Regions from separate parts of the Mus musculus genome. Here region 1 is linked to region 2. Evidence: chromatin loops called from intact Hi-C (ENCODE). Cell type or tissue: heart. All regions are shown on one strand. Links, peaks and the distances in the headings refer to the core of each region. The heading gives the core; the rest is flanking DNA.

Evidence for each region. A loop is a pair of places that touch in the nucleus more often than their neighbours do. Peaks named below come from ENCODE experiments on the same cell type or tissue, not always from the same donor. Only the 100,000 strongest peaks of a DNase experiment are listed, where the experiment ranks them.
Region 1: a loop joins it to region 2, with 1.8 times the contacts of the local background. A loop is called at or near these places in 3 of 42 quality-filtered maps.

The regions. Positions count from the first base shown.
Region 1 is chr11:78,600,790-78,616,715 of GRCm38, reverse strand. The region is part of intron 3 of Nlk (nemo like kinase); the gene reads left to right. Among named protein-coding and RNA genes, the nearest start is that of Tmem97, 58 kb to the right of the region's middle. In heart, for the core only: no CTCF peak of the experiment used is centred there; no DNase peak of the experiment used is centred there.
Region 2 is chr11:78,679,171-78,695,096 of GRCm38, reverse strand. The region is part of intron 1 of Nlk (nemo like kinase); the gene reads left to right. Among named protein-coding and RNA genes, the nearest start is that of Nlk, 10 kb to the left of the region's middle. In heart, for the core only: no CTCF peak of the experiment used is centred there; no DNase peak of the experiment used is centred there; H3K27ac peaks cover 321 bases.

The DNA of each region.
Region 1 (15,926 bases), core at 5,167-13,166, 80 kb after region 2:
ATGGAGGGAGGGAAGAAGGAAGGGAGGGAGCGAACGAGCGAAGGAGGGAAGGAGGGCAGACAGAAAGAGAGGGAGGAAGGGAAAAAGAAAACTTGCCTAAGTGTCTGAATAGAGTTAGCAAAGTGCTTTCTCACGTCAATTTGTTGCTCAGGCAAAGGCATTTATTACTGCTTCCTGAAGATGGTCTAGAGAATCGAGGTGCCAGTGGGAGTGAGCAGTGCTTCTTTCATTCTGCAGAAACTCCCTGTTATGCTCGGCCAGGAGCTACTTCTTTAACCTTATAGTTGCTGAGAAGAAAATCCATATATTACGAGGCATTTTTGTCGGCCAGAAGTATCATTCCTACCTCTTTGGAAATGAAGTCGTTGAAACCAGACATTTATATCAGAATGTCCTTTTTTAGATTCATATTTTGCTATATTATTTTTTGTATCACAGGTTCCCAAGATTCAGGGTTGGTGAATTCCCTGGAAGAACTCAGAGGACTCAGGAAAGCTGTTATTCTAATGCTTACAGTTTATTATAACAAAAGATGACAGATTCAGATTAGCAAAGGAGAAGGCTTATCAGGCAGGTGTAGGGTTCCAATTGTGCTCTTTCAGTAGAACTATGAGTTGTCCCAGCTACAGTGTATAACAACACAGGCAAGTCATACCAACTAGGGAAGCCCCTGTTCCATGGTATTCAGAGACTGTATTGTGGGTCAGTTACATAGTATGGAGCCACCCATATACCCGACTTTCATCTCCAACCTTCTTTCTCTCCCTTGCTAGAGGGCAAAAGGATACAGCATAACCCAAAGCCTCAGGCATACAATAACAGGTGCTTGCCAGGAATCACACTGTAAGCATACACGCAATGTGCCTTAGACAAAACCCTCAAGGATACAAGGATACAGTGGTATCAGACAGGTACTCCAGTAGCTCAGAGGAAATTTCACTTGGAATCCAGGATACTAAAGATTGGTGTTGTGGAGCAGCTGACAGATGAGAGGGCAGGCAATGCTGTGGTTGCATGTGTGTGCTCCGCTCTTTCAGTATTCTAAAATGAGAGTCTGCTTTTTGTTTTTCTGTAATACAAATGAATTTGTCATGACCTAAGGGAAAATTTTTTTCTCTAGTTTCTCTTCAGTTGGATAATAAGAAAAATTATATAAGAAAAATACAGATATATTAAAGATTAACAAGGTCTTAAATTACCATGTAATTTGAATATATTACTTACCTATGCCATCAACCCTGTCTATGGACTCTTAGAAACAGGTACACTCATTATTAAATGTGGTTTTAGACAGTAGGCTGTTTTCTCTTTCGGAGGATTGCTACGACATTATGGATTTTAGAGTAGGTACTATTTTGGCTTTTAAATACAGTTGGCCCTCTTCTGTTAGTATGTTCAAAAACTAAAATCCAACAGACCCACACATGGAAATCTTCATGATAAATAGTTCATCAATAATGAGTATGTACATATTCCTTTCCTTATTTTAACTAAATATCACGACAGCTATTTGCATAATGCTTATGTTATATTAGTTATATCATCTAGAAATGACTTAGTGAGAGAACCTGGCAATACAGACCAGTGCTTTGAACATTATTTGTCTAGCGTGGGCAAGGAAGATCTGTGTAGATTACACACAGCATGTATTTGAGGGATGTTGGCATCTGATGAGGGGCCTGGAACAAGCTCATGCAGATACTGAGGGCACACACTGTATGTGGTCATGGCATAGTGCTATTAGAAACTGGTTTTGAGGTCTCCTTGAGACTTGTTTTAGACAAGTTCTAAATATATAGCTGGATGTAATGGACTTGTTTGTTTGGGGATATTTAATTGAAGACATCCATATTTAGAGTCAATCAGTCTCTCTCTCCCGCTTCTCTCCCTCTCCCCCCCTCTCTGCCTCACCCCCCTGCCCTCACCAGTATCTATGTATACACTTACTCATGTATTGCCCATGTTGTGAGGAGAAAGGTAATCTTCCACTGTACATACTTTTACCACATGGTTATACTTTTTCTAAGTGAAAATGGCGATGTTGTGTTACATAATTTTAATACACAAACATCATAAAACCAAAAGTTCGGGGATTAGAGACAAGGTTCAGCAGTTGAGAGCACTTACTCCTCTTTCAGAGGACCTGAGTTCAGATTCCAGTACATACGTTGAATGACTCGCAACAGTCTGTCTCCAAGGGGATCCAGTTCAAAGCCAGCCTTCACTACATGTGACCCTGTCTCAAATCTTCTACTGTCTTTCCACCAAAGCCCTAGTTAAATTGTTTTAGAATTCTAGAAAATCTGAGTTTTACAAGCATTTTTATGTAATCAAATGTACAGGATCAATATATAGCTTTTGTGCAGTTAACTATTTGTTTCTCCAGACAGACTGAAGCTAATAAATGATTATATTGGTGCCTTATAGGAATTTTGCTTAGATTTTTTACATAGTATGCATCTTGAGATTATTTCTTCAAGCAGCTAAAAATAGCTCAGTATGTAGATTACCAATTGTCTACACACCTGCCTGTAGAAGGCAACAGATGCAGAAGTAGGAAGTTCCACTATAACTTCAGCGTTACTTTATTTTACATTTGTCTACTGTATGAAGTGGGCACGAGTACACGCATGCCACAGTGCACAGGTGAGAGGATAGAAAGAATGTGCAGCATCCATTCTCTCTTCCAACTCAGGTCGTCAGGCTTGGCAGCAGTGCCTTTACCCACAGGGCTGTTTCACCAGCACCACAGCTTTGAACAGAAAGTATCAGTTTGGGAAGTATATTATTTGACTTTATTAAGGATTATGTATTTTACTAAACTAACAAGTTATCTTTGAATGGATTATGGTTTCTGTTTTGTACTTCTGCTTCTATTAGGAAATCTGTAGGAAAATAGTTTCCACCTTAATAACATTTAGCTACTAAAATTAAACCCAGAGAAATAGTTCTAATTGTTTGACCAAGAACCAGTATTTTCTTCAGCTAGGATTCTGCACTCTATGCATTAAGGGCCCTTAAAAGTGCCGGATGCTTACTGGATTGTAAGTAAATAAACACTAATTTGTTTTGGGAAAGGCTTGTTTTTAGCTTGAGATATAATCTTAATGTTTTGTGCAGAAGAGTCCACATACTGGCTTTTGGACATTAGGCTTGGGTATTGCGGGAGTGTTTAATGATAGGGGTTTCAACCCCTTGAAACCTCTAAGAGATAGCTCTGTAGCCTTTGCAGAGTCCAGGAGCCAGTGCAGAGAAGAACCCACACATGTAGTCCACAGGTAATCGCACTCTTCTACACATCAACAGTGTAGAATGGATTAGAAGTCCACCCTGGGAGTTTTAAAGAGACACAACACATTTAAGTTTTTGTTTTGTTTGTTTGTTTTTGTTTTTCCAGACAGGGTTTCTCTGTATAGCCCTAGTTGTCCTGGAACTCACTCTGTAGACCAGGCTGGCCTCAACTCAGAAATCTGTTTGCCTCTGCCTCCCAAGTGCTGGGATTAAATGCATGTGCCACCACTGCCAGGCTAGAATTTCTTGTGTTCTGCAAGAATATGCATTATTAACCCTTATTTGTAGGATTTTTTTTGGGGGGGGGGGGGCTGTTTTATCAGCCCTGAGTTCCTGTCACTTAGAACAGTGCCTGACATAATAGGTACAAAATAAACATTTTAAGTGATTTAAAAAAAAAAATCTCTGTCCTATGGATTTTGTGATCTAGTGTAAAATTTAATCGTAAAAATGATGATTATAATATAAGTTGAAAAGTATTAGATTTACAAACAGAGACTGGGACTGATAATGCATGCCTATAATTCCAGCACCTGGGAGGCAAAGGAGCAAGGATTAGGTTCAAGGCCAACCTGAGTTACTTGCTGTCTTGAGAAACAAACAGGTATAGTGAGGACACAAGATTTGATGATCACTGGTTCTATTTTAATTTTAAAGGCTGAATTACTTAAAGAGCATTTGTTGATTTTAATACAAAAGCTCTTGCTTAGTGTCACCAAGCATGGCCCTTTACCTCTGAAGCATTAGACAGAAGTAGAGGCAACCATAAGAAGAATATAGCAGAACAACCAAGGACTAGCCAGAGTCCCACTTAGTGATCATTTCATCTGTGTCTGCTCTGTCTCATTTATTCACTCACCAAAGAACTGTTGTCTGTATGACTTTAAACGAATTTCTGTGAATACAGACTTTCAAAAGAAGTTTGATGAGTCCTGAACATTTTATTCCTATCTTCACTTTAAGATGAAGAAACTCAGATCTGGAGAGATGGGTCAGTTGTTAAGAGCACTGGCTGTTCTTGCAGAGGACCAGGTTTGATCCCCAGCATCTGCATGGCAACTCAGAACTGTGCTAACTCCAGCTCCATCCGCTCCAGTGTCCTCTTCTGGCCTTTCCAGGCACCAGGCACACATGTGGTATGCAGGCAAAACATTCATATGCATAAATTTTAAAATTAAAAAGGAAGAAATAAAATAGCTAATGGATATGGTAGGATGTGCCAGGAGAATATAGACAAGTGATGTTACAGTTTAAAAGGCAGGGAGGGGAGTTGGCATGGCTTCACACAGGAAAAACAAACGTTTCAGATCTTCATCAAAGGATAGGAAGAATTTAGACAAGTGGCATTGAAGAGGGTGGATATTCCAGGGGAGCAGCAGAACAAACTGTAGTCTTTGTTTGGCTAGAGATTAGCATGCTACTTGTTAGCTGTTCCGAGCTGGGCCTAGGTTGAATGTTTCCAGGTTATTAGCCTCCTTCTAAATCACAGATAGTAAGGGTTCACACAGATGTGCAAACAGGGCAAGATAACTTTGCTTGGAGCACAGAGATAGTACATATTAGAAAGGGATACACTGTTAAGATGGACAGCTGGCCACATGCAGGTGAATTCTTGAGGGCCACAGCAGATGGTTCCCTTTTCATGGGGCCTATAAGAAGGAGAGTTTGGTTGCTAAGGGGTGTAGTTTGGGTGGTTCTTTATTTTGATAGATTAATTAGGGACACAGTTTGCCTTACAGTGCATGCACCCAAAACTAATGAAGGCCAGATAAGCCTTTCCATTCTTTATGCCCACATACATTGAAAATATACCTGAATAGAAATTGTCCAAATTTGATTGTTGTTAGGGACAGAGATGCTTACATGATTGTTCAGAGGGGTGTGTCTATGCAGCCCAGTTCAGGAGTCTGAGAGTTCTGATGTAACTGGGTGCATTGTTTGGAATGGGGGTTGTAGGCATAGTCAGATAAAAGGTTCAGATTGGAAGAGGGAGGAGGCTTATGACCAAAACCAAACATGCTCCCTGGTTACTAAGCCTATGCCTGCCTTCCTCATATCTGTTGTGTTGAGAGTAAAATCAATTTATTTGGCAGCTTGTAGACTAATAATTTTCATCTTTTACTCTGAATGTATTAAGAGATCATTGAAAAATCTCAGCTTTTTGTAAATGAAAACTATAGTATAATAAAATGTTGCCAGTGTAGATAGAGGCTCTTTAAAAGCAACAACAACTATTTTTAGGTGGTTAGGTATTGAGACAGATCTCCTGTAGCCCAGGCTGGCCTCAGACATGCTTTGTGGTTAAGGATAGGATGACCTTGAGAGATTTTCATCCCACTGCCTCCACCTCTCAGTTGCTGAGATACAAGCATGCTCTCCCACTTTGTAGTTCTGAAATCAAACCTAAGACTTCTTGGATTTTTTGTTTTGTTTTTTTGTTTTTGTTTTTGTGGGTTTTCGAGACAGGGTTTCTCTGTGTAGCCGTGGCTGTCCTGGAACTCACTTTGTAGACCAGGCTGGCCTTGAACTCAGAAATCCGCCTGCCTCTGCCTCCCGAGTGCCAGGATTAAAGGCGTGCGCCACCATGCCCAGCCTAAGACTTCTTGTAAGTGAGACAAACATTCTGCTTAGCTACATCTATAGCTCTTAAAATTGTTATATTCGTTTAAAAAAGCAAATCTCTTCCAAAGTCTTTGTGGCTTCTGTTGATTGGTTTTTTGAGGTAGGGTCTCAGTCTAGCTCAGGTTTTTCTATAACCAGGCTGGCCTCAAATTCGTGTTTTTTGGCTCTCAGTCTCTGGATTTTTATGCAAATGTGTTTGTTTTTGATGGTTGCTATTGGTGATCATCAGGCTCCACCTTCTTCATTTGACAGATACAGCTGGCTTTTCTCTTTCCCAATGCCTTCTGTGAAGGCTGAAGTTTGAAGTAATGCCTTTTTGTTTAGGATGCTCTTCTTGTTTTATTTGTTTTTTGAGGCAGGCTTGTATACCTCAGGCTAGCCTTAAAATCCTGATCCTCCTACCTCCACCTCCCAAATGATGACATTACAGGTTTGCACTGCCACATCCCGTTTTATGCAGTGCTAGAGACTGATCCAGGGCCTTGTACAAGCTGAGCAAGCACTCTAGCAATTGGGCACAGCCTCGGGCCTTTGTTTTTTAATCATTTCTTTTTAATGTGTGTGTGTGTGTGTGTGTGTGTGTGTCTCTACATGAGGTCAGATGTGTCCAATCCCACTGGAGCTGGAGTTACAGGCAGTAGTAAGCCATCTGCTGAGGGTACTGGAAGCTGAATTTCAGTTCTGTGCAAGAGCAGTATGCGTTCTTATCCAATGAGCCATCTCTCCAGCCCCCTTGATTTTTAAGTCAGTTTTAAGTTGAAATTGAAGTAGTTTTAATTTGTGACATTCTATACAATAAATTAGTTTGCTTTAAAAGGAAAAGAAATTTGCCATTTGAACACTTACACAGAATGACCTTTTATTCCATTGATTTCTATGGAGAAGCTCAGGCTGCTTCAGGAAAGGTCAGTGGTTCTCATTGAAGCACACCAATTCCTCTCTGCTTGCAAAGTCGCCGTGCTTTTTGTTGCAGGGCTGATGATGAGATTTAGAGCTGACCGTTTGTTAAAAGAGAACATAGCTTGCTTGCTCTGGCACATTGCTGTTTCGCTTGTCTTCAGAAAGCATTGTTTGAAATTGACAATATCCACAAACCAGAGTCTCTTGTCCATGTACTTAGTGCTTTCAATTTCATTTCAGTTGAATTCTAGGTTGAAATTTTCTTCTCTGTGGACTTGATTTGAAAAGGAGGGGGAAAGTAAAGAATGAAAATTCATAAAGTCTTGTATTTATGGTTGGAATTTTCCTTCAGCTAAGTATGGCAGGAGTTTAGAATTCATATTTGAAATGGATTAGAGCATGTTTTAACTGTTGTTCTTTTATAAGAGAATCTTGCTGAGGGAGTTTGGTAAACTATAGTGTGCAAGGATTTACTGTGTCCTTTGGAAAAGTCACATCATCACATTGAGATAAAGACTATTTAAAGGAACTTGAACCAGGCCAGATAACTTTATTTTGATCCCCAGAACCAACCCCCATAGCAGAAAAGTTGTCCTCTGACTTCTGTAGGCAAGCTGTGGTGTGTGCATGCATATATAGACACACACTCTTACTCTTGATCAATCCATAAATGACTTTTAAAAATATTTAAAACCAGATTCAGTCCTGGGATTGATAGCATATGGTAGCCAGAGGCTGGCAGATCTGTATGAGTTTGGAGAAAGGCCATTTTTTGGATGAGGAATTCTCATTATGTATCCCAGGCTGGCCTCAAACATGACCTTTTTTCTGCCTAAGCCTCCTCACTTCTGGGAATGTACCACATGACTGCTATACTTGGTTTAAGATGAAGATTCTTTTAAAAGAAAGAGAAAAATAATTGTAAAACTTCTAAATGTGACGCCTACTTAATATTTAATATTCTAAGATCTCTCTTTTATAATTTGGCTTATGTTGATTACTGTGCAGTGTAAATTGGTAATAGATTGATCCATTTCCATTATTTTAAATTGGTAAATAAACTGGGGATTGTGGCACACACCTTTAGTCCCAGCACATGAGAGGCCGGGGCAGGTGGATCTCTGAGTTCGAGGCCAGCCTGGTCTACAGAGTGAGTTCCAGGACAGCCAGGGCTACACAGAGAAACCCTGTCTAGAAAAACAAAACAAGAACAACAACAAATCTGTAAAAAGTGATTAGGACTCAAGTTAGCTTTTCAGGCCTTTCTGTTCACCTCTATTCTACAGAAAATAATTTGATACAATGGGTTCTCCATTTCTCAATCCAGTTAAGTCAGTTAAAGGCACTGATTTTATTCTATAAAAGTATATAGCGTCAATAGTTCATTGCATGTAGAGCATTGTGTTCCTCAGTAGCCAGCTTGTTCTACTTTTGAATTCTAGATAAATAATGAGCATTTAACTCAATAGGTATTTTTAATACTGGAACTCAATTGTGTCACCCTAACTGGCCTGGAAATCAATATGTAGACCAGACTGGCTTCAGACTCAGAGATCCACCTGCTACTGCCTCCCAAATGATTAAAGGCATGTTCCACCATGCCCAGCTAGGTAATTTTTATGTGACAGTATCACAATCTTTCTTATGTGCTCAACTGAATCTGACTGTTTCAGTGAATGGCCCGATTAAAGTGCCTACTTAGCCATGGGATTTTTTTTTTTTTTTTTTTTGGATGTGTTAGCATAACATCTTTACAGTGTAGAGGAGGCATTTTTAATAGTTTACAAACTCACATGTTTCTCACTCTCTGAATGTTATAATAAATTGTTTTATTCACTTTTTGGATTTTGTTTGTTTTCATTAATTCTCTATGTGCGGTGGTAAGTGTGAAAGTCAGGAGTCAACATCAGGTGTTTTTCTCAGTTGCGCTCCAAAATAAAATAGTTTTATTTTGCTTTCTTGTTGTTTTGTTTGTTTGTTTGTTTGTTTGTTTGTTTGAGACAGAATTAATCAGTGTAACAGCCCTGGCTTTGTAGACCAGGCTGCCTTGAACTCCAAAGATTCTCCTGCTTCTGTCTCCTGAGTGCTGGGATCAAAGAGGTGTGCACCACCAGTGACTCTCCTCCAAGTTTTTAAAGGCCTGGTCTCTCACTGAATCTAGAACTCATGGGCTAAGCTGGACCTGACTAACCAGCAAGTCCCAGGGAGTCTCCTGTCTGTGCCTCCCTAACACTGATATTACAGCATGCCACTGTGTCCAGCTTTTCTCTGTCTGGTGGGATTGAACTCTGGTCCTTATGTTTACCACTCCCTCCCTGTCCTGAATCAGTTTTTTTTTTTCTCTTTATTCTACAGTGAGTTGGCAGACAAACATAGGAATATGAAAATTATCTTTCATTTCCTATTTCCATATTTTGGTTTTAGTTTGGGGATTTGGGGGTTTGGTGTTTTTTTCTTTTTTCTTTCTTTTTTTGGTTTTGATTTTGTTTTTTGGTTGGTTGTGTTTTGTTTTGTTTTGTTTTGTTTGATACAGGGTCTTGCTATGTATAGGCCAGGCTTGCCTTGAACTCATGGCAGTCCCTCCGTTCTTACCTCCCAAATATATACACCTTCATGCCTGGCCAGAATATTCTGATATTAGTCTTTCCAGCCACATGGTTCCCTTCCTTGTGAATACAAAGACTTGGTGGCTCCTCCAATAAGTGTTCATGGTATTGACCATTGTTCTAGGTTTATTTCAAAATCCTTATGATTGGTTCAGAATTCTGCTAGCCTGAAGTCAAAGAAGGGAAATCTGCAGTGACAGAAGCTATGACATTCTGAAGTTGACTCCTAGGCTTGAATATTTTCTTTGTATCTTACTGCTTATGTGACCTTGAACATGTTTCATAATCTCATGGTGCCTCAGTTTCTTCATTATGAAATTTAAATAATAGTGGTGCCTGCCTTGTTATTTCAAAGACTGAGATGAGCCAGATGGGCAGGAGAACATTTGTAATGGTGGTCAGGGAAGGCCTCATAGAGATAGAACTCAGCGACACTCTAAAAGTAGTAGGGTCTGCGAAGGACATGGTATCTGATGGTGTTGACATGAATAAGTGGACTTCCTTTTTAAAAATATGTTTGTATGTATTCTGATCATATTTACCTACTAGTCCTCCCACCCCCACCTTCCCACTCCTAGAAATGTCCTCTAGGGTTTTGTTTTGTGTTGTTTTTTTAATGAGCCATACAGTCCAATTTGCTTATATAACATGTTTGCGGCCATCCATTGGAGTATAGTCTACCCATCAGAAGCCACACCCTTAAAAAAAACCTGCCGGCCTCCCAGCAGCCATCAACTGTGACTAGCTCCTCACTAGACTGGAAAGTTGACTGGCTTCCTTTTATTCAGGTGTCGTGCAGGCGGCAGTAGCTACTATGTGTTCGTGAGTGCCAGACTGACGTTCTGGAAGTAACAACCCTGCTCTGGATATGGTGAAGAAGGTGTTTAAGTTTTATCTTTTTAATTTTTAAGATTTCTTTTTTTAATTATATGTATGTGTCTATGTGTATGCCCATGGAGGCAACAAGAGACCTCCCACCCCGTCCCTGAAGCCCAACATAGGTGTTGGGAACAAAACTCAATCCTCTGGGATAGTAGAGAATGCTCTTGATCTCTGAGCTGGCTTTCTAGCCTCTGAGTTTTTGTTTGTTTGTTTTTAAATTATATGTATATGTATGATTGAGATACAGACAGACAGACATATGGGATATATTCATGTAAGTACAGGTGCCCATGGAGGCCAAAGAGGGCACTGCATCCCCTGGCATGGGAGTTATAGGTGCTGTAAACTGCCCAATATGGGTGCTTGAAATCTAGTCAGGTTCTCCGTAAGAGCAGTATCCACTGACCATCTCTCCAGTCCTACAGGGAATTTTATTAATTAATTAATTTTTGTTTTTTCAAGAGAAGGTTTCTCTCTCTAGCCCTGGCTGTCCTGGAACTCGCTCTGTAAACCAAGCTGGCCTCAAACTCACAGAGCCCCTTCTGCTTCTGCCTTCCAAGTTCTAGGATTAAAGGCATGTGCCACCGTACCCATCAATTTTCTTTTCACTGATTTATTTTTGTTTTATGTGCATTGATGTTTTGCCTGTATGTTTATCTATTGAGTGTGTTGGATCTCCTGGAGCTGGACTTAGAGACAGGTGTGCCTAGCAGGCATTTGCTGCTGAAAGGGGAGGAAGAAGTCTGTACTGAGGAACAACGATTCTTTAGCCACTCTCAAGCTCCAATCCTCTCCATGCTGACCCTAGCCCTCTTGACAAACTCTGTTGTGAGCCTTAAGGTTTCTATTGTAGATAAGCTTAGGACTGAAGGAGAGGCCAAAATAGAAGTCCCAGCCATAGGAACCCACGCCATCTCCCTATCGACACATGTCCCTGAAGTTAGGAGTGGTCGGGATTGACACCCTGCTGCACCCACATCAGTCCTGGGGAATAGAATGGTCACATAAGTCAATAGATGTTCCTCCTAGTCTGCAGATACTGCTGGGTCCTCCCCACTTGCTGGCCAGAGGGGAGTGGTTTGGTGCTGGGAGTCTTTATGCCTAAATAGAAGTGTGGGTGGTAAGTGTCCCCTGAAGAGCTCTGGAGCTATGGCAGGGCTGGAGGAGGAGTTGGGTAGGGTTTAGGGGTGGGGATGGAGCTTGAGAGTGGTAGTAGAGCTTCAGGTCAGAGAGTCGGGATTCTCTTAGCCCAGACTTCTTCCTCCCTTGCTGCTACAAATGGCCACTTGTAGCCTGATTTTGGCTATTTTGCTGATTTCTTCTTTTTTTTCCACCTTTTCCAACCCCCTAACACTAGATAGAAGAGAAGAAAGGATAGAGAACTGAGGTAACTTATCAGTAGACTTCCTCCTGCTGATTAGGGGCATTTTGTTCCTCAGGGCAAGTTTGATCTTTGCCATTCAGATATTTAATATCTTCTTTCTTCCTTGCACATGACTACTTAATAAACTGTGACCAGCAGAAACCAACCACCAACACCTCTGCCTCTCAGGCTCTTGAATGTATATACCCTCTGAAGAGTCCCCAGAATTCCAAATGTCACACAATTGCAGAAACTATCTGTACTGGCAAAACCACATCCCTGCTAGAGCACGAGGCAAATCATAGCTGCTATGGACAATCTGAAGCAGACTTATATCCTATATCTGGGATTAAAACAAAAATAGAATTCTCACTACATGTGTGAACTGCTATGTGGGTGCTGGAAAGTGTACCCTGGTCCTCTGGAAGAGCAGGCAGTGCTCTTAACTGCTAAGCGGCCATCTCTCCAACCACAGAGTAGAATTTTGTACAAGTAAGGTTTTTAATTGTTGGTCTGGGATGGTAGACGGCTCAGTGGTTAATAGCACTGTTGTTCTTCTAGATGATCCAGGTTTGAATCTGTAACTCCAGTCCCAGGGGGTCAATCCAACCCCAACTGCTGAGCACCTCACCAAGCATTCATGTGGTGCATGGGCCTACATGTAGGCAAAACATTTAAGGAAATTTTAGAGGTCTTAGCTCTTCATTTGGAATGGACTAGCTCAAGTACCTTGTGTTCCTTTTCCTTGAATTTATGGTTAATTCAACTCAGTAGCACTGCTAAACCATCTGCCCAGACAAGATCCTCCGTGGACCTTCCTGCTTTTTCATTACTTTCACCAACTTTCTCACTAAGTAGAGTTTTGGCATAAATTGCTCCTTCAGCCTGAAATCTCAAGAACTTCCTCCCTGTAACAATTGTCACATCTTCTTTAGGGCCTTTGCCAGCCCTTCCTGTCCGCATGAAGGTTACCCAGTCTTTGACAAAATCATAAGGTTATTTTTAAAAGGAGGCTGTTTAAAAGTTCTGACTCAGTTGGAATTTTTCCCTTCTCTCCTTTAAAGAGCGTCACTATAGTTGGAACAACTTATTCACACCATATCTTTGAAACACCTCTGTGCCAGGTGAAGTGGGGGATGGGAGAGCTTCACTCTAATCTTTTCACCTCTCCATTAAAATATAAATATATCTCTAAACCTCCCCAGCTGGTGCGAATGAAATGTACCAGCTCTGGACTTTAGAGGATCAGATCTACAAAGGCACACCTAATTTGAGCCTCTGAAAAGCCTGAGAACCCTATTATCATCTCCCAAACTGCTTAGCCTTCTGCTTAACCTTTGATTGTGAGCTGCCTGCCAGACTTAATTCAGGTGGGGGGGGGGGTCTTTAAGGAAACTCCTGGGACTGTATGTATTTGATCTATTCTGTCATGTCCCACTGTTGTGACTCCATTTCTATTTTTTTTAAGGTTGCTAGATACCAGGATGCATATGCTACGTGGAGACCTGGAGGTTTCAGAAGCCACTATAAATACATCAGACTCACCTTAATTGGAGGATATGGGGAATCAGTGGGGCGCTTAGCTACTTCACAGACCAGCTGTGTCTCCTGCTAGCAACTCGATTTGAGAGCAGTACCTCAGGAAACTTAATAGACCTAACACTAGCACAAGTCTGTATTTTATCAGCGTGCTCTTTATTTCTATGCTACTGGTTCTAATGCTTTGCTCTATGCATGTTGTTAAATATTAATACCCCCTGGATCACATAATTGGCCATAGGTTTAATGTTACATATCTAATTGGAACTCTTTTTCCTCTTACTGATACTTACTTAGAGGTGGCAAGAAAACCAGATGGTAGAAAATAGGATTAGGTTGTACTGGGCCTGGGAGTGAAAGCTACTTAGGAGGCAGAGGTAGAAACTTCAAGGCCTACATGGACTACAAAGTAAGTTCAAGGCCAGCTATTTTTATTGTGTTTTTCTACTCGTAGGGGAGGGGTGCTCACACAGAAGCTAAAGAACAACTTGCAGGAGTTGGTCCGTTGCCCTGGCATCAGGTGCCTTTGCCCACTGCACCACTTTGCCAGCTCAGGCTTTGGTTTTGGATGTGTACAGTGCTCAATTGCAAGATGCTAACCTGTAGCTGGTTGTTAGCACTGCGCCCATGACTACAAAACCTTTGTCAATGCCAGGAATTCACTTAGGAAGTTCCCTGAGCTCTCACAGAGATTAGCTGTTAGAGTTGTTCTCTTTTTTAGTTTTCAGTTTGTAGGAAACCAACTATATAGACCTACTTATTTTTTTAAGATCTTTTTATTTATATAAGTGTTCTATTTGTACTATTTGTCTTCATGACAGAAGAGGGCATCAGATCCATTATAGATAGTCGTGAACTAACTACCATGTGAGTGCTGGGAATTGAACCCAGGACTTCTAGAAGAACAACCAGTGCTCTTAACTGCTGAGCCATCTCTCTAGCCCACCTACTTCTTAAAGTGACTCATTCCTATAGAAAACTCTTTCTGGCACAAGATCTTTTTGTACATATGTGACTGAATCTAGAGGAATGTACCTATGGTAAACATAATGTTTTCCAGCACCAGAAGAGCTCACGTGAGGCTGCATTAATACACAAATCACACAAGCTAGAGAGATGGGCCATCTCAGTGGCTAAGAGTACCTACTATAGAGTGAATTCCAGGACAGCCAATGCTACACACAGAGAAATCTTGTCTTGAAAAACAAAACAAAATAAAAACAATAACAAAAAGAGTCCCTTTTGTTCTTTCAGAGGACTCAGGCTTAATTTGCACTATCTACTTAGTGGCTTATAACTATAAGTAACCCAGGTCCCAGGGGATCTGACACCCTCTTCTGGCCCCTGGCCACCAAGCATGAATGTAGTACACAAATAATACATGTGGGCAAAATATATTTACACATGAAAAATAAAATAATTAAAAAATAAGAATAAAAAGTGTACTGCAAGGCCAAAAGTAAGAAGATTGTGAGTGAACAGTCAGGAGTGGGCAGGTGTGTAACCTTAGAAGATCATGAGTGAGTAGTCAGGAGTGGGCACGTGTATAAGCTCAGCCGGAGGAAGGCTGAGACAGGCCAGCCTGCTCATAGGGTGAGACCTCTCTTCCTAAAGAATGAATTGTTCTTTCCTCCTTCAGCAATGATGCTCTTTTGAGATTGCCTGGTCTTTCATTTTGAAATCCCACTGGCTCAAAAGAACTATGTAGAACAGTTGTCAATTTTCTTTTTACTTATATTCTTCCCCTTCACCTATAGTCTTTTTCCCACTGAACCTTGACACACCTGGTAGAAGGAAAGAGGGAAGAATAGGAACACAGTCGTACATTTTTTTCAAACAGTCCTGAGTTCATATTTTAATCCCCTGCCCAGCTTGCTAACTTCTGACCTTGAGAAGGTTACTTGATGGCACTCCTTACTGGTGGATGAATTATGTATGTCCAACATCTGGCACAGCTCCTGGTACTAAGACTTAATAAACTCTACCCTTCCTCCTCCTTGTAAGGATGATAATGATGGCTGCCACCTCATTCCTTTCCCCTTTGTGCCAGACACTGTGTGATTCTCAACACAGTTGCTTAAATCCTGGCAAGAACCTCATCATGCCTATTTTATAAGCACAGGAAAGTTACATAACTTGCCTAATGTTACCAAGCTGGTAAATGACAGAGTCAAGATTGTAACCCTGATCATTTGGGATCTGCATCACAGCACCTTCCCACCAGCTAAGTCTGTTCAGCTTCTCATTTTCAAAAATCAGTTTTGAAGCCTTTTTCCCTTCTGAAGTGTAATTATTTTGTTCTTAGTTTGTCATGTGGGTTTGCTTCATTTTTTAACAAACAGGGTATAGTTGAAAACAAGGACTGGGCTCTGGCACCAGAGGTCTGTTTCGAGCTAGTGTGACCTCTGACTCATTCGTTTACCCTTCTAGACCCACTGCGTCTCTATGGAATGATTTTGAAGATAGGGCTAACTTCTCTGAGCTAGTGGGAATAGATAAAACAAAGTAAACTGAGGTGCAAAGCAAACTGTGAAGACTGTAGCAACTGTTCTCCCTTTTGGCCAATTCCCTTGTTGTCCTTGCCGTGTCATTCTTGTATGTATACAGTGCCAGTCTCTCCTCAGTCCCTTGAATGTTTGCTGTGCATGCCTCCATCCTCTTTCTCTGTCATTGAGCTAGCATGCTCTCTACACCCACTTGGTACCCAGTCAGTATTTATCAAT
Region 2 (15,926 bases), core at 3,397-11,396:
TGGGAAGTGTACTTTTAACAAATGAAGCTGCTTGACTTTTGTTAATGGTCAGATATGTTTAAACGTCTAAAGATTTGTTAAATGCAACGTCTTTGTCAACTTGCCCTCCATAGGAAGATTGGTAGCTTATAGTGCATTTACTTCTATCCTATATAGAATGAGCTGAGCTTTTCTTTTTCTTAGTTTTTCCTCCCAAGGATTAACAATTCCAGGGTGGAGAGATGATTTCAGATTTTCAGTGTATGTAAACATAGATTCTTAATGTCCAGGGAAGTCCCCATCACAAAAAAGAAATCTTTAAAATTTGCCTATAAATAAATTCCTTTCTTTGTTTTGAAGGCTAAAATTCAGCTAGATATTATTTGTGTAATAGCTAGCTATCTGATTCCAGAAGTTAAAGTCTTGGCACCTAAGTGAGCTGATTCTTAATTCTCCTTAAAACGAAAACAGAACAACAAAAAACCCAACAACGTAGAGTTCAGTTTTTCTCAGCCAGCCTGCAAGGAGGTTATTGCTGCCTTCCTTCTTCTCCAGGGACTGTGGGATTGCTGGTGGGGAAGAGTGTAGCCATAATGGGTTCTTCTAAGTGACTGTTCGGGGACCTGACTATTCCTGCCTTCCTCTTCTCTTCCAGAGCACCTTCCCCAGGGAATTCACTAGGCACTTCCACTCCTTGCCTAACCCTTGAGGGTTTCCCAACTAGGCGGGGATGGGAGGAGAGCAGGAGAAAACTGGTTTCCTGCTTTAACTCTTGTCATTGTTTCACAAACTTTGAGTATCTGGATTTTTTTTTTTTTTTAAGATGGGGTTGTGTCCAATGCTGAAAACTTAAGGGATACAGAAAGGGAGCTTTTTTTTTTTTTTTTTTTTTTTTTTAGCATTCTCGAGTTCACTACCTTTCTGTCAAAAGGCCATGTGACTTGCAGAAGTTTTAACGTCAGTTTTATGGCAAGAGTAGAAAAAATGAAAAGGGAGTGCTCTAGCATCTCATCTGTCAGACCTCCTGGCAGTGGACATTAGGAATCGCTTGTATCTGAAAAATCCACCAGTGCTTGGTGGGAATCCTTTCTAGAAATTTGCAGACAGCCCCTTGAACCAGTAACTTTGACCATCTTCAATTGTTTCATATTTACTGAATACACTGTAAGTTCCTTGAGGGTACGACCTGTATAACAAAGTACTTGTTTTGTAACTTTTCGAGACAAAGTCTCAATCAATATATAACTGTTTCTGTTTGGCCTGGAGCTCAACTATGTAGCTCACTGGGCCTCGAGCTTGCCTCTGAGTGCTGGGAATGTAGAGATGTAGCACCATGTTTAGAAGAGGACAGTGTCCTCAACCTTCCTAAAGCTGCAGCCCTTTAACACAGTTCCTCAGGTTGTGGTGACCCCCAACCATAAAGTTACCATCGATGCTACTTCGAAACTGTAATTTTGCTACTATTATGAATCATAATGTAAATATCTGTGTTTACCGGTGGTCTTAGGTGATACTGTGAAAGGGTCTTTCAATCCTCTAGGGAGGCTCCACCCACAGGTTGAGAACCACTGGTCTAGAAGAACTTTTTTTTTTTTCCTCCAGTACCTAGGACAGTGCTATGGCATCTTACTGCTTTTTTGATGTTCTGCTTTGTTTTGGCGTAAACATAGGCATATATTTCTCTCAGTTCTCGAGAATAGAAATCCAAGATCTAGGTGTCGGTGGGCTTGAGTCCTTCTGAGCTTCTTTCCTTGGTTTTCGGATGGCTGCCATCTTGCAGTGTCTTCCAATTTTTTCTTTTTGATACGATTTCATTTCACAATCAGGCAGGAATGGTTTTTATCAGCTGTTTTAGGTGAAATACAATTTAGTTTGAAAAGGGAGAGGAGTACCAGGTGTGTTTTTAGTATGCAAATGCTTTTCTATTTTTATATTTACATATTGATGACTTGATGTCTGAATTGCTTCTTTGGAATTTAACTGCCTTGTGACCTAAGTTTGCTAAAACTAGAGATTTGATAACCACACCAGAATGAATTGCCAGTAGTGTGCTGAAATTCCAGGTGACGTTGTTTACCATTTAACCTAATAAAACATAGTTTTTCTTTTTAATTTAGAAAGTTCTTTTTATGTGTGAAACAATTATTTTTTAGAACGATTAAACAGGCCAGGCAGTGGTGGCACACGCCTTTAATCCAGCACTTGGGAGGCAGAGGCAGGTGGATTTCTGAGTTCGAGGACAGCTGGGGCTACACAGAGAAACCCTTTCTCAAAAAAACAAAAACCAAACAAACAAACTAAACTAAAAAAAAAGATTAAGCAAATCCTTCTAGTGATACATCATTTAAATCAAAACTATATGTAGTTATCTGGGCATCATATTCACTTAGATTCAGTCAGTTATTTTGGGAGTATTTTTTGGGCATAGTTTATATAAGGAATTGTATCTACTCCCTTCCTTTTCATGGACATGCACCTTGGGGTACTAACTAATGGCCAAAACGTGAATATAATTTTGAGGGTGACTAGTCTTCAATGCAGCCAGGGAGAAATATTCATAGAAATGATGCAGTATTTTACCATTCAGATTTATCACCGAACAACTTAGTACCTAACTCGATTTACCTTTCTGCTGAATTTTACTAGTAGAATAATTTACCAGTCTTGGACAGTTGTGTAAAATCGTGAGTTTCCCATTAGCTTGCTGGTAAAGATGGTGCTTTGACAGTTCAATTAAGGTTTCATTAACAACTGTCTGCTGTGTTTTATCTCAAAGTAAGAGTTCTTGCTTACCTGGTAATGTGAGCAGGGGTAGCCTGAAATGTATTCATTGTGAATGATCGATGTTGCTCATTGGTTCTTAAAACATCATATATAATTTGACCTGCATTATCAGATGTTGGGACTTTGTATTTTGCATTTGTGCCCATATGGACATTTCGTAATGCAAAAACAAAGTACAAACAATATTTCTATCTTTTGGTGAAGATAATATAAATGTATCCTTTTGTCCATAGTTCACCTTTGCTAGAGAAAAATACTGTGCTTTAAAAATGTGGCAACTTTGGAACAAAGTGCTTCAGGGTCTTATGAAGTATATAGTTTAAAGAATTGGAGTAAGCTGACAGCATGAGAAGAGTTTGAGGACTTCTAAGCCCAGTCAGTTTTTGACACTCTCAACATAAAATATAGATTGGATTAATGCTACATGCTGCCTTGATAAAGTGAGTCCAGGAAAGGCCTCCACTTTATAAAATTAATGTTTTAGCTTTTTACTTGTCTGATTAATTAAAAGATCAAAGATCCGTAGATGCATCCAGTCTGTTGTCTTTGTACTTCAAATAAAGTTGCAAAGCTTTGAATGTTTTTGCTTTAATACCCTTAGCAAGTTACTTTTATCTGTATTTCAAAACTTCAACATCTCTGTTGTGATACTTAGTGACTTATCACTGAGCTTTGTGATCTTGATAATTTTCTCTTTCAGTCCCTCATCTGTGAAATGGGGATCTTAGCTCTGATCTCAGAATTGGTACTGGGGTTAAATGAAGTGATCCTTATAAACTAATATAACTAGTATACAGTAAGTCCTCAGTGGATGCTATTGTAGTTACTGCTGGTTTAAAAAAAAAAAAAGAACAAAATGCTTTTGTTAATGTGCAGGAAGAATCTTCCTGTGTTGTCAGATTTACCGTATAAAATCAACATTCAAATTATTTTAGGAGGCATGACTTTAAATACCATAGAGTCACCTCCTCAATTGAATTTGTGCCAAGGAGATAATGAAGGTTAAATTTCAGAGCTGAGGGGAAGCTACTCTTCTGTTCTCTCAATTAAAACAACAACAAAACAGCTACTTTGGGTATAGTATAGCCAGTGTTCCACTCATCATCTGCGCTGTCATAGAAACTATTGTGGATTAACCGACTGGGAGGCATAAGTGAAGGTTGCCATCACTGTCTAAGGTGCTTGAGTGGAAATTCACTTGTGTTTAAAGGAAAAGTAAACTGCTAAAGATGATCTCTGTGAGGCGGGGGAAGTGTCTGTGAGTGGATGAGAAATTATTCAGTGTAAACTTTCATGCGTGGCAGAGATGTCTAACTTGTTCATCTTGTGAAAATTAGAGTGTGTTTTCTGTGGTCCTCTTACTCTGTAAATAAGAAATTAGGTGTTGGAAAATGGGGAACGCTTTCGGATGGTTGGGGAAGATCCTGGATTGAGTTACACCAGTAAGAGTAGTATACTAAAAGTGTATTTTGTTAGTAGCTTTTCCAGGTTAAGAGTCTGTAGTGTTTCTTTACTATCAGTCAAGATTAACAGGCACTGCTGGGTTCTGGGGGTGGGGTGGGGGAGGGGGTCTGCTTTGTGCAAAGAGCTTTGAAGAAGCAGAGCCTGCACCATAAAAAGGAAATGGTTGCTTTTCTAGATATAACAGAGCATCTGTGTGAAACTAGCAGTGTGGAAATTTATATTGTTGATTTCAACTACAAATAAATGTACCTTTAGAAACTACAGGTTCATGGTCATAAAGAAAAGTTAGAGGAGAAAAGTTGCACCGTCTAATATTACTGTACCTGTTTCTTGGTGATTGAGAGCGTGTAGCCTGTAACATTCAAAATGATTTTAGATTTCAACTCTGAAGATTATTTGCATGTTAAAAAAAACCCATCGCAATATAACAAAGAGTAAATTTGTTTTATAATTGGAGATTAATGTCATGTTAGTACTAAATACCAACTTAGAAAAAAGGACTTAAAAAAAAAAGAACATTTGAAAAACATTACCTTTTAAACTAGCTAAAATAACAGTATCTCTAAATCAGTTCGGGGACTGGTACAGTCAGCCCCCTTTCCATTTGCTATGCCAGAGGAGGATATTTGTATCTATTAACTAGATATATGTTTGAATGTAGATTGTTTGTTGTCTTTCTCCAAAGTATGACATCTGAAGAAATGTTATTCTTTGATATAAAACGACCTCTACTGGGATGGATACTAGAATGTTTTCTTTACAACTAGAATCTGACCAAGTTTTTATTGACTTCTGTGCTATAATCGAGTGGCTGCTTTATTGTTGTTTTAAAAGTTTTTTTTTTTTTTTTTTTTTTTAACTCAGGCTTAGTGATGTGCTAGCAATTTAAGGATCAACTGCATATATTGTGTGCTTCCTTAACATGCTGATCAGTGATCAGTTGGTTGGAAGTTGTCAAGGACAAAGAAATTTCTTCCATTTGTCATTTAACCAGTAAATGGAATGAAGCTACCTGGTAGATTATGTTTGGGTTTTAGTTACGATTCCCTGTACATCCATAATAATAACCCACTCCAGTGAATTATTTGTTAACTGGGTCATCTAGTGCACAGCAACAATGATTTCCTAACTAAAATAGCTTGTCATTTTGATCCTGTTGTTGCTAGGGGGTAATATTGAAGAGTGCCCGAGGCATCAGTTACAGAGCAGTCAGTAAGCATGTGCCAAGACATGATAGATGGCATTAGTAGTTCAGAAGTACCTAGCCAAGAAATATTAGCAAAAATTCTAGCACTCTGAACATACAGAAAGCTGATTCTGAGGGACAGCTGTGCTCAGACTGAACCTGTACCACTTCCTTGTAGTGCTGTGGATACAGTAGCGTATACAGGGATGTGTGACACATGGGTAATGAGAAGTGTTCTTTACTTATGTCTGGGTTCACACCTGTATTTTGAATTAGCTTGACTAAATCTACTGTCAGACGGTGAAAGTTTTGTACATGGGCTTCATTAGTCCATATATTTTTTTTTGTTAGCTTGCTATGGAAAGGCACTGTTATGAGACAGTAAGAACGGATATTTAGTTCTGTGGTTGATTTCTGAAGCCTCTGTCAAAGCTGCTTCTGTCATTTCTGTTGTGTGTGGTGTATTGTGCTGGGCTGCAGGCAATTATCCCGTCTTACAAGGGTCATGATCTTGTCTTGAAAGAGTTTATAGTAACTAAGTAATTTGAAAAATAATGTCCTTACTCTCAGGTAGTTAGTTCATAGCCTTAGTAAAAAGTTAAAACTAATTTGGAATGAGCATCATGTTTTAACCTTTTTATCTGAATCCCAGCACTCAGAAGGCCGAGGCACGAGGATTGCTGTGATTTCAAGGCCAGTCTGGACTATATCATGAGTTCCAGGCTAACCTGGACTCAAAATAAGGCCTTATCTTAAAAAAAAAAAATTCAACAAAACAAAACTCTCTAATAACCTTAACAATGCAGTCTCCTCACTTTGGATAATACCTGTGTACTGGGTGTGTGTTAACTGTTTCCTAGTTGCTGTGCTAGGTGATAAGAACTTTAGAGTTAACCTCTTCCCATGGGGTGGGAGAGTGATTTGTAAATGGATAGTTACAATTCGGTGCCATAAATGCAGCAAGCTTGATGGTCCCTGGATATTATTGGGAGCATAAAGAAGACATTTCTGTGGAAGGTGTGCTGCTTCCTAGAAAAGGTAAACTATTCATGGAAAGAAACTGGCTTGTTGGCAAATGGGCGGTTTCTTCATGTAAATCTGTGCTGTTTTAATGATAGTTGGTGGGTGGGCCCCGATGCCAGACACCACAGCTTGGGGTTGCAGAAAGTGTTGCACATGGGGTGGTAAGAAGGACATTATTTTTGCTAGTGCAGAAAGAGGTTGGGACCTCATGTTAAAGTAGAGGTTATTGGTGTGGCAGGGTGAGAGGGCAAGGATCTTTTCATGAAGAAAGGACCATATATACATTCAAGGTATCTACAGTTTCAAAACTTGACAAGGAATGATTAAAAGACATTTTTAAAAAACTTTATTTTTGTTTTGTGTGTGTTGTGTGAGTGTGTCTTTTTGTGTCTGTGTGTGTGTGTGCCCCTGTCTGCCCAAAAAAAAGATAAAGAACATTAACTCTTGTTGGCTTAAGACATTATTATTTGGCTGTCAGAGGTTGGTGCTTGGTGTCTTGTATCTTTTCCCACCTTATCTTGTTTGAGTCAGGGTCTCTGACTGGACCTAGTTTGGCTTGTCAGCCTGCCACAGAGGGCCTCTCGTTTATGCTTCCCCGGCACTGGAATCTCAGGCCTTTGCCAAGAGCCCTGGTTACCTGAGTTCTGGGGGCCTAAACTGAGGTTCTTTTCCAACGGAAGCAGACTCTCCTTCCCAGTTTTAAACATAAAGCTCTTGTTGGGGGGAGGGGTGAGGATGAAAAAAGACTGAAACCCTGTAAATGGCAGCTTCTGAAAGTTTTTAGATAAGAGGAAGATTGATCAGCTTTAATCTTCTGAATGCTTAAATGAAAAGGTAGAGTTGCTGAGGACTGTCTGAGCCTTGGGGGTATTCTGCTGTGGTAGAAGTTGTTACTGGAGGCCAGACTGTAGCTCAGTCAGATAGGAAATGTATTCACCATGAATGACAGCCCTGTGTGGTTGGAGGCTGTTAGGAGAATAGGGTAATCGCTGGTTCACATAAAAGTCAAGGAAAATTAGCATGGAGAAAAGACCATTGCATTTATCAAGAAGATAGATAGATCATTGATGACATTTGAAAGAATGATTACATCTGAATTTCATGTGTGTGTGTGTGTGTGTGTGTGTGTGTGTGTGAGAGAGAGAGAGAGAGAGAGAGAGAGAGAGAGAGATTTTCAATGTTTTAAGTATCAGCAGCACTTTTATTATTACTAACACTTTTTTAGATTCCAAGTTTGATAAACCAGAGAACTTGATGTTTATAGTATAAAAGATACTGTTTTCTTTGGGAGAAGTTTATTCATTGATGCTAGTGATATTGTAGACTACTAAGCCAACCTTGCTAGAAGACAGCATAGATTCTGGTTCGATATCACTATCAACAAGCCTGTGATTCTGGTAAAGTTATTAAAAGTTCTGAACCTTGGTTTCCTTGTTTATAAAAAGTCTCTGCTTTCTAAGGATTTTATAAAATGGCATGAATATTTGAAAGCATAATATTATTTGTGGGCAAGTAAAATCTGATCGTGACCACAACAGCTTTCTTCAGGACAGGGAGCTATTGAAATATTTAAAGGTAACTATTACAGATGTTTAAAGGAAGAGCACGGGCTAAGGAGAAGCTCAGTTGGTAGAGTCCTTGCCGAACATGCACAAAGCCACATAAAATCCAGCAATGTGATAACTCTTGCAATGCCAGCATTTGGGAGATAGAAATGGGAGGATTAATGTCAGATACATGTAGAATTGGAGGTTGAAGGCCAGCCTGGGATCCCTGTGAGACTCCATCTGGGGTTTGGGGGGTGGGGCAGGGCTGGGGAAGGTAAGATAAATGTCACCTTGTTCAACTTTGAGATCAGATTTTAGTATAGTTTTTTTTTTTAATTCTTATATGTATGAGTGTTTGCTTTCTAGTATGTATGTCCAGTGTGGCTGGTTTGGAGAAGTAAAAAGAAGGGGTTAGATCCCCTGGAATTGGAATTCCATAGGATTTTGATGGGTCCTTTATAAGTACAACAAGTTCTTTAACTACTGAGCCATTGAGATCAGAGATAGATAGATAGATAGATAGGTAGATAGATAGATAGATAGATAGATAGATAGATAGATAGATAGATAGATAGATAGAGATAGAGAGATAGAGAGATAGATTGAGATAGGGCTTCCATGTGTAGGCCTGGCTGTCCTGGATCTCACTCTGTAGACCAGGCAGGTCTCAAACCCAGAGATCTGCCTGCCTCTGCCTCCCAAGTGCTGGGATTAAGAGCGTCTGTTTCCACGGTCTAGCTGAGATCAGAGTTTAAATATTCATTTCAAGAGACTTCTCTCCCTCTTATTACAGATTGATTGCTGAGGATTATACATGTTCAGTTATGGAGGAAAGCTTGCCAGTTGGGCAGTTAGATGCTATTATTTTCCTAGTTGTAAAATACCTTTTAGTGCTTTAGATATCTTACCTTGGGGTCAATATCTGTGGGTAAAAGCACTTATCAAGTGATCCTGAAGACCTGAGCTCAGTACTCAGAACCCAGAACTCACATACTGACTCCCAAAATTTTTCTTCTTGCTTCCACAGGCCTGCCATGGCACATGCATGCCCCTGCCTCAACATAATAGCAATAACAACAGCAGTGATGGTATCCCTACTTTCTTTTCCTCTCCCTTTCTCTTCTAGGAGACCCACCACTAAACTATATACACCACAACTGTTTAACTTTAAAAGCTATTTTAATTATGTACGCATGGGTATGTACATGTTTATTAGGGGCCTGTAGTGGCCAGAGACATTGAGCCCCTGAAACTAGAGTTAGTTATAGGCAGTTGTGATCTGCCCAACATGCTGGTAAAAGAACTCAGGTCCTCTTGTAGAGCAGCAGTAGGTGCTCTTAATCGCTGAGCCATCTCTTCAGCCTTACCATCAGCCTTTTATTTGTTTGGTTTCTTAAATATTTGGAATGACTTTCATTTTTATTATTGCTGCTGTTCGCTTCTTCCTCCTCTTCCCCCTCTTCTTCTTCCTCCTCCTCTTCTTCCTTGTCCTCCTCCTCCTCCAGAGTCAGTATCTCACCATTGACTCCCAGGCTGGCTGAAAACTCCTGGTGTCCATTTTAGCCTTCTTACTGCTAGTGATGTTTTTTAAATTTGCTTTTTACATGGCAGGTGAGCCTTGGGCCTGTGCATGCTGGATGAGTGTTTTTACCACTGAGCTACATTACAAACCCTTTTGTATATTTGTTTCTGAGATAAGGTTTTATAAAGCCACCCAGGCTGGCCTTGAACTCACTGTAGCAGAATTCTCCTTCAAGCTCCCAATATCAGGTCGTGCTCAGGTTTTTGAAGTTTTAAATAAAACCTAATAATAAGTATTTTGTTGTTGTTGTTGTGTCATCAAGTAAGATGACTGGGGCAATAGTGTGTGTACTTACACTAATTTGTAAGTTAGGTTCTGAAATTGGGTAAGGCCCTTAATAATTTGTTGAAAGGGCCTGTGACTTCCTAGGTGATTCTGCAAGGGAAGGAGCTTTCATGGGCATTCCCAGCAAAGAGCAGTGCTTGCTGCCCAGAACAGAAATAATGAAAGCTATGCACATGGTTTTAGACGCTCTAGCACAGTGAAAAAAAAAAAAAAAGGCAAAAGAAACAGGTGGAATTATTTTTAGTAATATGTTTTATTTAATGCTTTATATGGAACATAACTCATTCTACTAAAAGTTACTAATGATATATTTTACATTTTTCATACTTTTTTTCCCCCCGAGACAGGGTTTCTCTGTGTAGCCCTGGCTGTCCTGGAACTCACTCTGTAGACCAGGCTGGCCTCGAACTCAGATATCTGCCTGCCTCTGTCTCCCATTGCTGGAATTAAAGGTGTGTGCTACCGCTGCCTGGCACATTTTTCATACTTAGGTTATAAAATTCTAGTGCTAGCGCACATCTCAGTGTGGACTAGGCACTTTTAGAATAGGATTTTAGTAGCCACATGTTCTGTCTGCCTCTTTGATTGGCACAGTTTTAATCTTTAGCTGCTGTTGGACTTACATGCACTTGTGTACCAATGCAGGTTAATGGAGATAGGATGTTAAAGGTAACTGTTTAAAAAGTTAACTACATATCTGGGGATATGTAGTTCAGTTTGGAGAGTGCTTGTGTAGGAAGCACAAAGCTTGGGTTTGATCTCTAGCACCACATAATGTTGGAGCAATCTGGCCATCTTCTGCACCTTCCTGGCAGTCAGCTGAGTGGAAAGCCACCTCCCAGCAGTGGAGTCATTAGTGACCAAGGTAACACGTTCATCTAATTTATGTCAGACAAAGTTGAATGATGTTCTTTTTAGAGGACTTGTCTGTCCTGAGTTACTTGGGGATATTTTCCTTTGCTCTGAAACTTCCTAAAGTAGCAGAAGGTAAAATTGCTACCTGGTCCCTGCCACCTTTACTTTCCATCCCAATTAGAGCAGATAATCTCGGATGATTTCTTTTTCCCCCCTTAGTTGTGGTTTTATTATCTAGATAAGGGTCTCAGTTTTGTCTTCAGCTCAATTAATACAGAGCTCAGCGGTGTCAGCTAACTCCTTACTGGGAAATAACAACACAGACGCTTTTGCTTATCCCTTGACTCAACGTTGTTGCTCTGAGCTACAGAGAAAGGTGAAGTGAGGCATTTGAACAAACAGATAAAATTAGTCATTTGACCTAGATTGCAGCTTCTTCTTCTCCCTTTCTGTCTGCATGGATAAAAATCATCCTCCAATTTACATAAGCAGGTGATTTTTTTTTCTTACATGCTAATTTTCTTAATGCACCATAGCAAAGAGCTACAGAATTGCAAATTGTATAAGTTGAAATAAATCAGGTGACTTTATTTCACTGTGTCCTCTTACTTAAACAGAAGCAGCCACAGTAACCTGGAGCTCAGGGAAGGCTTTCTGCCACCCTTTCTTCACCTTCCTCTTTCTTCTGATGTTTGCAGTAGGGGAACTATTTTACTTCCACAAGACTGGACTTTTATTAGTAATACAAATGTGGGGGAAATTTGAGCATATTAAAAGTAATCTGGAAGCTAAGCAACAAGCTTGTGGGTCCTGTAGGGACACAGGTGTGCTTGGAGTGGTCTCTAAGAAAAGTGTGAGAACTTTTAATTCTGTGTAATTGGTTGGTGTCTGTATTTGTTTTTTTTTTTACCAGGGTCTTTACATTATAGTAATTGGGGTTGTGAATTTAGTTGGGTGTGCACCACAGCCACAATTGGAAGTAAACATTGATGTGCTTTTTAAAAACACATGATGTGATTAAAACATTTCAATAAGTAATTGGTTTTAGGGACTGTTTCCAAGAGATCAGGAGGTGAGATTATATCAATCAATACAGCACCTTTCTTTATTGCAGAATTCCAGTATTAAAGTTACTAAAGCATGCCATTCAGTTCCTTTCATGTTTCACTTGTGTGCGTCTGTGTGCACGTACTTACAGTGCTGGTGATTGATCAGGGCCCACATGTGCTTGGCAAGTGCTCTGCCTCCGAGCTACAGGGCCACCCCCAGATATTACAGTTTTATTCATTTACTGGCAGGGATGGAGACTAAATCATGTTCCCTGTAGCTTTGAAGCAGTGACTTGGAAATGAATTATATTTTAAAGCGAGCGAAAGTTCAGCTAGTCTACCTACATACTCTTTCTCCAGAGTTGAGGAAAAGTAGAAGCAGTTGTAGAACAAAAGGCAAGAGTAAATGGAGGACAGCATTTAAGTACAGAGGGACAGTGTGGCTTAGAAGCTAGCATCTGTCCTCTGCTTAAGTCCTGGTTCTGTCCCTCACTGGCTATGGGCACATCATTTTCTCTTGGTACTGATGGTCTTCATGCATTAAGCAGCGTATGTAGGGCAGTAGGTTGTTGAGGAGTAAGTGAATATGTATGTATGTGTGTCTTAGAATCAAGCCTAGTGCTAGGAAAATGGAGCTGTTAGTTACTATAGGTTTTAGTAAAAGTAAAGAAATAGTATTTCCCCAAACTAACTAACTTATGTTCCTTGACAGGTATGTATGTATGTGACTCCTACAGATTTTTTTTTGTTTTGTTTTTTAAAAAGTCCTTCCGATTTTAGAATGAGCTTTCCAGACCCAGCTTTTCTTCAGTGAATAAAAGGAAAAATTTTTCCTGCTTTAATTCTCTTTCATTCAAAGTAATAATGTTTACTGTAGGCTCTCAAAAATTACAGAAAAGCCAAAAGAAAAGAAGTGTTTGTAGTCTACACCACTAATAACATTTTTGTTATATTATTTACACAGCTTTTATGGAAAGGGGGATATTAATTATTAGAGTTAGGTATTTGTTTCACTGGTATTATATATAAAGGTAGGTTTTTAGCCATTTGTTTTGAGCTTTAAATTCTTACAGGCCTAGAGACCTACTTGAAAGGAGTGAGTTGTAGAGCTATGGCACTTTAGAATGCATCTAGCCCGCTTCCTTACACAAATTGTTGATTTGAAACCGAGAGATTTGTTTAGTCACAAAGCTGGACCTGGCAAGCCAATGCCTTTGTTCTCTATTCTTAGAAGTAATACTTCTCCAGTGAATGTCCCTTGAAAACAGAGGGGGTCCTCATACAAAAGTGCATTAGGACCAAACCAAATAAAAGGTAGACATGAAACCTGCAGTAAAAGTATCTGTGGGGAAAACCCTAGTATTTAAAAAACACTCTGTTGGTTTTGTATGCAACAGTGACTTGAGTTTTGCTTTGGTGTCACAAGTGATAAAACTTCTAGGTAAAGGAAGGACAGTGCAGTGGGTAGCCTACAGCAGTGGTTCTCAACCTGGAGCTCTAATGTTTCTTTTACAAGGGTCACCTAAGACTGTAGAAAAATCCCAGGCGTGGTAGCGCACGCCTTTGATCCCAGCACTCGGGAGGCAGAGGCAGGCGAATTTCTGAGTTCTAGGCCAGCCTGGTCTACAAAGTGAGTTCCAGGACAGCCAGGGCTATACAGAGAAACCCTGTCTCCAAAAACAAACAAACAAACAAACAAACAAAAAAAGAGTAACATTAAAAAAAAAAAAGACCGCAGAAAAACACAGATATTTACAATTTGTAACAGCAGCAAAATTACAATTTTGAAGTAGCAACGAAAATAATTTTATGGCTGGGGGTCACCACAACATGAAGAACTGTATTAAAGGGTCACAGCATGAGGAAGCTTGAAAGCCACTGGGCTAGAGATGGCTCAGCAGTTGAAACAACTCAGTCTTTCCTGTTAAATGTAGCAGTTTTGTATTGATATCTATTTTGGGTGCATTATGCTGCCACCTCCTTTAATTTTTAGAGATCTATTTATGTATATGAGTGTTTGCTTGCATGTATGTATGTACAACATGTGTATGCCTATTGCCCAAGGAAGCCAGATGGTGTTGGATCCCCTCCCTGGTTGTGAGTTACCATGTGGGTGCTAGAAAACGTGGGTTCTCTGGAAGAGCAGCCAGTGCTCTCAACCACTGAGCCATCTCTCCAGCCCCTCTTTATTTTTTGAAAGATTGTAAGCTCCAGAAAATTTAGAAGAATTTCTCAGTCATCTATCTAGATCAGCGTTTCGTGAGTTTCATTTTATCTGCTTTGAAACTGTTTCTGGAGAAATGGCTAAGATTGAGTTTTGATTCAATTTATACTTAAAATGTCAAAAAATTTCTGGTCACTGCATCAACTCACTGTTTAGTAAGTTTGGCAAGCTTCCCACTAGAGAAGGATTTGGAGTTTTAAAGCATGTGACTCTTTGAATGCTGTGTTCTTACACTTAGCATGAAATCCAGTGCAGATCACATATGGAATAGAAACATGATGATCTTGTCAAAGCTAAGCATCAGAGCAGTGATGCTTCATTCTGTAAGAGCGATCTTGTGCAAGTAAGAATGCTTCGAAAACATGGATCCTAAGATCCAATTTCACAGTTTTGGGATAAAGGACATGATCTAGACTGTTGTATGGTTGAAGTTAAGTTTTTTGTTTTGTTTTCTGGTTTTTTGAGAGAAGGTTTCTCTATGGAGCCCTGGATATCCTGGAACTCAGTCTGTAGACCAGGCTGGTCTTAAACTCTGCCTCCTAATGCTGGGAGTAAAGGCATGTGCAACCACCGCCAGACTTGGTCAAAGCTAAATTTTAAATTACCGTAAGTTTTAAAATTTTGAAGCAAATTACCCTAATGTAGTCACATGAGCTGCTGCTGATGTGATTTGTGTCACCCAACTCACTGCTGTGTAGTTTTTGCAGTACCAAATAATTCCTTTGTTAAACTCATTTTCAATAAATGAGCCATTGTTTCTCAAAGGGTTGTGGTTATTTCTATAGTACAAAGCCCTAAGAAGTAACTTTTCCAGTCTAAAACATTAGTGATTAGGAATGACTAAAGTCATCATTCTGTAGGTTAAACTACAACTGTGTGTATGAAAGGGCAGCTGTGCCTGCTCTGGACCACATGCTATACCAGCTTTACCAGAAATGAACTGGCAGCAAGACTTTAACCATGAAATCTTTTGGTTTAGTTGTAAAAGGGGTTTTCTGTCACCAACACAGTTATATACAGAGTTTTGTAAATGCCTAGAACAAGGCCTGTGTGTTTGTTGAAATCAAAATGACTCTGATAGGCCATAGTTACTGGTTTATTTGATGCAGAATATATCAGTATCTCCAGTTAAATCACCTAAAATTCCACATCAGGAAAGATGAGCATTGGACACTAGACTATTTAACTGGGTGAGCTGGTTATAGTATATGTTAGCTGTCTCTGTAGGTGGGTAAGCTTTAAATAACTAGTTTTTAGGTGGAGTGTGGTACCTCTTGCCTGTAATCCCAGCACAGAGGAAACTGAAGTGAGAAGACTGCTCTAAGTTGAAGGCTAGCCTGTGCTTCAGAGTAAGATGCCACTGGTTTAGAAAACACAAGCACACAAAAACCAGAATAAAGCTCCCAAGAATCTAGCTCTTATAATTTCCATTTTTTTCTTTTAATGTAGATGGTCACTCTTGAAGACACATAAAAGCTAATCTTTGCTCCCTTTTTCTTTTTCAGTGCTAATGAAAACTAAATGTTGATAACCACCATAAGCACACTCTCTACCCACAGCTCCACTGACAGGGATGCTTGACAATGGCTCTGACATTGTTGGCTTCCTCAGAGCAGGATGCTTGTTGTTTGTTGTTTATTTGAAAGTTTTTAATGCAAGTTGGTATGGGATGGTGGTTCTCGGAAAAGAGTGCTGTTATTTACTTCAGGTTTCCTGCTTCTTTACGCAGTGGAAGGCTTTCTATAAGGGGACACTTATCGGTGTTTAGACAGCCTCTGTGGGAGTGGTTTTGTGTTTGTTTGATTTTTGTCTTTTTAAAGTAAGAGCCCTAATCTAAAAATAGTACAGGGTGGTCCAACTGTGTTTCTAAGATCATCCTTTTATTTCGAAAAGGAAGTCTCTTCCCTTACTTAAATGTTTTCTATGATCTACATAAAGAATCTTATTG